Linked DNA regions of Homo sapiens: region 2 is linked to region 1. The links are chromatin loops, found by intact Hi-C in ENCODE. Cell type or tissue: B cell. All regions are shown on one strand. Each heading gives the region's core, and the rest is flanking DNA. Links, peaks and the distances in the headings are about the cores only. Region 1 overlaps SUSD6 (sushi domain containing 6). Region 2 overlaps SUSD6 (sushi domain containing 6).

Evidence for each region. Hi-C counts contacts between places; a loop is a spot of excess contacts. Peaks named below come from ENCODE experiments on the same cell type or tissue, not always from the same donor. Only the 100,000 strongest peaks of a DNase experiment are listed, where the experiment ranks them.
Region 2: a loop joins it to region 1, with 4 times the contacts of the local background. A loop is called at or near these places in 48 of 110 quality-filtered maps.

What each region holds. Positions count from the first base shown.
Region 1 is chr14:69,614,359-69,617,265 of GRCh38, forward strand. The region is part of intron 1 of SUSD6 (sushi domain containing 6); the gene reads left to right. Among named protein-coding and RNA genes, the nearest start is that of SUSD6, 4.2 kb to the left of the region's middle. RefSeq lists enhancers at 1,122-1,171, 1,442-1,651. In B cell, for the core only: a CTCF peak has its summit at 1,611; DNase peaks (open chromatin) are centred at 443 and 1,313; H3K4me3 peaks cover 2,151 bases; H3K27ac peaks cover 2,500 bases.
Region 2 is chr14:69,672,021-69,674,927 of GRCh38, forward strand. The region is part of intron 2 of SUSD6 (sushi domain containing 6); the gene reads left to right. Among named protein-coding and RNA genes, the nearest start is that of SUSD6, 62 kb to the left of the region's middle. In B cell, for the core only: CTCF peaks have their summits at 1,636 and 1,945; a DNase peak (open chromatin) is centred at 1,331; H3K4me3 peaks cover 881 bases; H3K27ac peaks cover 2,500 bases.

The DNA of each region.
Region 1 (2,907 bases), core at 236-2,735:
GCCCGGCCTGAACTTGTGTTCTTATGTAATGTTGCATCTCTCAGTAGGGGATGTCCTCCTTTGCTCTTTTGGTGGGGCAGCAATTCCTGCAGCAGCCTTCCCTCTACATGCACACACACACCCCTTCCAAAAGGTAATAATTCACCTGGTTTCTTTAAAGTTAGAACTTCTTTCAAGTTTATTGCTACTAAGCATTGTTTCACTCCCTCCACACTTGTCCATTTCCCACATAAAAACTTGGCTTTTGCTTCAAATATTTTCTTCTGCCCTTTTTTCATATCCTTAGCTCTTCTGACAACCAAGTTACTACTGGTATCATTTGTAGGCTGGGAGAAATACAGCATCTTTAAAAAAAAATAGTGAGGTACATACTCTTCCTCATTTCAGTACCAAACAAGTGAACTGTGGAGAATGAAGCAGAACCACTTGCCAGCAGAGAGGGAAGGCCAGAGGGCACACGTGGTTGTCTTTCCCCTCTAGTTCCCCATTTATTAAGAGACAATTCACACTTGCAGGCCCGAATGTCAGCAGATCCATTGGGCCCAGGTTGTGTAATTGCCATACATGAAGTGAGTTATTAAGCTCCTGAAATGACATGCTATCTCCTAGTTGAAGCTGACAAGCAGGATTTATTTTCCCTCTTCTTTCTGTCTGGACACTATGGAAGTCTTGTTAGAGGGTGTTCGCTCAAGCAGTGGGAGAAAGATCAGAAGGAGCCAATAGAGGAGGGAGCCCCATGTCTTGTCTTCTTTTCAACTTTGAGAGCAAACATTGCTTTGTTGCAGACTTGAATGTTGAGGATTAGGACATTTGGTTAAATGTAAGCTTTGGGACAAATGCAAAACTAGGGGAAATAGAGACTCTTTCCCCAGGTTTCTCACGAGCTCCATAGTACTCAGGAACCTTTGGGTGGACTGTCCTTGCGCGTCAAGATCTGTTCACTCCACCCCTGGCTTGGATTCAAGGCAACAGCCATTGTGTGTCCCTTGGATGAGTGTAAGTTTGTGTTTCTGTGTAAGAACCTTTCATCTTAAAAAGTACAAGTTCTGGGGAAAGGTGCCTCTTACAAGGCTTAGGTTTTCGCAGCAGAGCCTGTTAGGCACCTGTGTTCTTCTTGGGCTGATGTGTCTGCGATGGTGTCCTTTTTCTTCCCTTTTTAGTTTTTTTTGGCCTGGAAACCAGCAGGGTGCCTCCATTTGCTCTCTCATCCTCTGGTTCTTACTTGAGTGTGGAAGTCGCTCCACTGGTGGACCTTGCAGTGGCACTGAGCTGGGTCACTTCAGCCGTGAAAGGCCAACTGTACTACTGTCAAGGCTTGGGACAGTTAAGCGTCCGTGAAGGTACTGGATACAGCGACAGCAGGAAGTGCAGCAGTGAGAACTGAAACTAATTTCACAGACTGTGGTGTTGCCTGTGATGTAGTCTCCCTCCCTGGCTCTTCTATCTCAAAAAAGGAAAATAGCCACCCTTGAAACATCTGAAGGCTGCGTGCCAAGAATTCACACAGTACTCCTGAAACAGGATATTACTGAAGCATTTTTCTCAAACAGAAACAGATGTAGTTCCCTGTTACTGTCGCCAGTGTTAGTAGATCCTTAAAATTACCTGACAGCAGTGTGCCCCTAAATGTACTCCCCGCTCCTACACACATACACAAGTGTTTTATTTTATTTTATTTTTTGGCAAAGCCTCCTTCCTTGATTTGAGGGAAGTTAGCCTGGGATTCCTGATGACAGTAATAGATTCTCAGTGGGTTTGCAGACGGCAGAGGTGGTGACTGACAATTCTTTATTACTCAGAAGAGGATCTTCTCTGGTGAAAAATGATTCAGGATTCTGCAGTTGGAGATTGGATACAAAACCTCAGAGAAGGGACACAAATAGAGATCTTTCTCAGCCTCCCCTTTCTTGCTACCCTTTGTAGAGGAGAGGGAATGTCTCATATTTCTAAGTCCAACCTACTGCCAGCAGTGACTTGCCTTCACCCACAGAAATTTAAGATTAGAGTGTGGAATTGCCCTTTATGTAAACTGTCCTTGCTGAAATTTTCTTTGACTAGACTAGGCTTCAGCTTCTGACAAAGACAGTAAAATGAAACTGGCTTCTGGGAATGGCATAAGAGCCTGTTTATCCAATTCTTCCTTTAGATTGTTCTCAGTTGAGCTCAGCAAACTAAGTGGACGGAGGCTTGTAAAAGGTAACTGCAAAAAGGGTACAAGGTGATTTTGCTTAATTTGCATTTTAAATTATAGCAGTCTATGCAAACTGTTTGAAGGAAGACTGAGAGATGTTTTTTGGTGGGGAGGCACAAGATTACAGATAGCTTGGAAAATAAAAGGGAAAAAAAATCAGCATGATTCTACCACCCTAACATAATGTGTATTCTGTTTTTTCCATCTTCAGATGGTAGTACCTGTACATTCAGCTTTGTATTTTTTTCACTTAGCTTTTTTTTTTAACAGGTCATAAAATTCACCCATTTAAAGTACAATTCAGTGGTTTTTAGTATATTTACAGAGTTGTACATCTATCACCATAATCTAATTTTGCAACATTTTCATCACCCCAAAAAGTCACTCCCTATTTCTCTACAATCCCACCTAGCCCTAGGCAACCACTCATCTTTCTCTCTATATAGGTTTGCCTATTTGGACATTTCATATAGATGGAATCATATGATATGTGGTCTTTAATAACTGGCTTCTTTCACTTAGCATAATGTTTTTGAGGCTTATTCATGTTTTACCATGTATCAGTACTTCATTCCATTTTATTGCTGAATGCTATTCTGTTGTATTGATATACCACATTTTGTTTATCCATTCATCAGCTGATGGACAGTTGGGTTGTTTCTGTTTTTTGGTTATGAATAATATTGCAGTATTGCTAAGAACGTGTGTATAAGTTT
Region 2 (2,907 bases), core at 323-2,822, 58 kb after region 1:
ATGGAATGGATTATTATAATACTATTTTTTCAGTCAGCATCTCTTTTCTGAATTGCTCAGAGCACTTCGTTAACACTAACTGGTTAATCCACCATCCATCCCTGGTTGGAGGCTGGCATTTAATAGCCCCCCTTTGTATGCAAGATCAAACACAAGTTTCCAACAAACCCCCACATCTTGAGCTTGAAGCCCAAACCTATGGAATCGAAATCTAAAGCTTGGACTTCTAAATGTGATAATGCCTCATTCCTGGGAATAAAGAAGGTGAGAAGAGAGAGGAGGGATCATTAAAATTTTTTTTTTCATGAATAATTGGTCATGTCAGACAAGGCTGTCATAGTCAGGATTTTGAATGACCTAGAAGTCAGTCAGTCATTTTCCTCTGAGAAGCCAGAGTTCCTGCTGGAAATGAAACTTGATAGGAGCTGGAGAAGCAGAAGGCTAAGAAGAGCAGCTTTGGGGCAAAGAACAGGGAAGCAGAGAGGGGGCTGGCAGATTTCTTCATTCTGTCCTATTAGGCTGTGGTGGAAGTACTTGAGATGCCAGGTTCTGCATCACAGTGCTAACTGCCTGGCACATGGCAGTGGGAACACACTCTCCCCTCTGATGTGTACCAGGAAGTGTCAGGGGGACCCACAGCAGGTGCTTGGTGTATTCTTCAGGTCTCATGTTGAAACTTCACAGAGCACCCCCGAGTGTCCTGCTCAGGCCAGTTTTGCTGCAGACCAAGTATTGCAGTCCAGTTTGGCAGGGTGGGATCTGAGCAGATCAGCCTTAGGCCGACTCTCCAGTCAAGGAAAGGCCTAGGTGCATTGGTCCACCTGTGTCCCTTCCGAAGGCTGGTCTCACCAGCCTAGAGCTGGCATGAAAAGGTCCTGTTTTGTTCACAGTACTAGGTGAGGCCATTCAGAGTCATCAGGACCTTTTTCCAAGCTTGTACTTCCCTGCCTCTGGTCAAGGCTTAAAGGGCAGTTCCGTCCTCACCTTTTGTACTCTCTTGCACAGAGTCTTGAACCCTGGAAGCAGGAGGAGGATATACTGAGTTGGGAAGTTCCTCCTTCCTCCAGTGGCAGATGTGTGGGCTCCCAGGTTTGAAACTCTAGAGGTCATTCAGGTGTGCCAGTGAAGAGGCACATACTCATGAGAGAACCAACAGGCTGGACCTTGGAGGTTATTTGCACTAGTGAGTTTCAAATTTGAGCTAGCATCAGATTCCTCTAGAGGGCTTGTTAAACACAGATTGCTGGGTCCCATCCCCAGAGTTTCTGGTTCAGTAGGTCTAGGATGTGGTTTAAAAATGTGCATGTCTACCAAGTTCCCTAAAGAAGAACTTGGTAGACATGAAGCAGCAGCTGCTGCTGGTCTGAAGACCAAACTTTGAGAACCACCAATTTATACTTGGGCTGAAAAAAACCTGTCTGACTCTTTTCAGAGCAAATTTTGCTGAGGTGAGGACAGAGTGGGTGGAGAAATCTTGAACCCACTAGGGAGACAAGTGGCCCTCTCAGAAATAGGCTACTGCAGGTGGGCCAACCTAATAAAACTGAGAAGAGGTTAAGGGAGGATGCTGGCAGATGTATCTCTTCTCCATGCTGGTCTGGTCCTTGCATACTACCCTACAGCAAGGAGCCAGACCTGGTGAGCCCCGGGGCTGGATCATTTTCATTTCCTATTCTGCCCCCTGAGGCAGCAGTGAGTTCTAAAAGTCTGCATTTTCGGATGCCTTTCCTCAGTCTGGGCTCTGTGGTATGAAGAACGGGACCCTGAGCCGGGGTCCTGGGCATCGGCCCTAGCACTGCCTCTAATGGACAGTAACTGAAGGCACCTCATGTTACTCAAGGGTAATGTGAGTGTGGACTAGCTCTCTGGTGCCTTTTGTGCTCTGATATTCTGGGTTCTTTAATGATTTACCCTGACAGCTTCCTCCTCAGGGTCAGGAACTTCTGCTGGCTTGTTACTTGTTTTTTATTTTTTCCGTGTATGAGAACTTCTGTTGATCAGAATCCCATCCAGAGACTGGCTCGCCAAAAGTGAAACTAGAGACAAGTTTGGGAATTGGAGAGAATAACTTTTCTTTTTGGAGTCATTGGCACCTGCAGTTGTGCTGCTGCCATAACACCTGCCTACAGAGAGAATGACTGCATCACTGTCGTGCCTGCCTATCTTACCCCACTGCCAGCTTCACAGGCTGTCTGATCAGCTCTGGTTTCCAGGGTGCTCAGGATTGTTATTCGACATTCCCCACTGCCTGGCACAGTGTGTGGCTCATGGTAGGCCTGTGTGCATGCTTACTGGATGGATGGAATAAGCGGTTGTATCCAGCTACCTCTTCTTTTCTCGCTTCTTCTTAACTTGGTACAGTTGTCTTCCTTTGCCCTCCTCGCTTCCATCCTTCCTTCCCTGCTTCCTTTGTACTCATTTTTACTCCTCAGCACTCTGGCAGAGCTAGCATGTACGTCGAGTGCTTTGGGGGTTAAAAGTATACACAAGACAATCATAAAACACCCTATGCAAGCCATCTATGTGAGGGGTTCCTCCAGAGCTCCCCACTCTTCCTCCTTGTCTCTTCTGCCCACTTTGTCTAGGGTAGCTGGGAATGTTTTCACTGTCCTAGGGGAATTTGCTGTTCTTCAGATTGAATTTGACCCCGTTTTCAGCCTTTATTTCCCACCAGAGCCTGATGGTGTTTGTATTGGCAAGCCAGAAGACTCCTGGCTTGGAGAGAATTAGAGTTAGTACAGCCTGCCTGGCCCTGTCTTTTCAGCCTCTATCTGAAGGGGCAAAACAAATTTTTCGGCCTTGGTTAATTGTTACTTAGCCCCTCTGATCCAGCCTGGGCAACTTTCAGGTAGCTCAGGCACTGACTAGCCTGAAGTCTCTGTTGAAACAGGGAAGATTAAAGTTGAT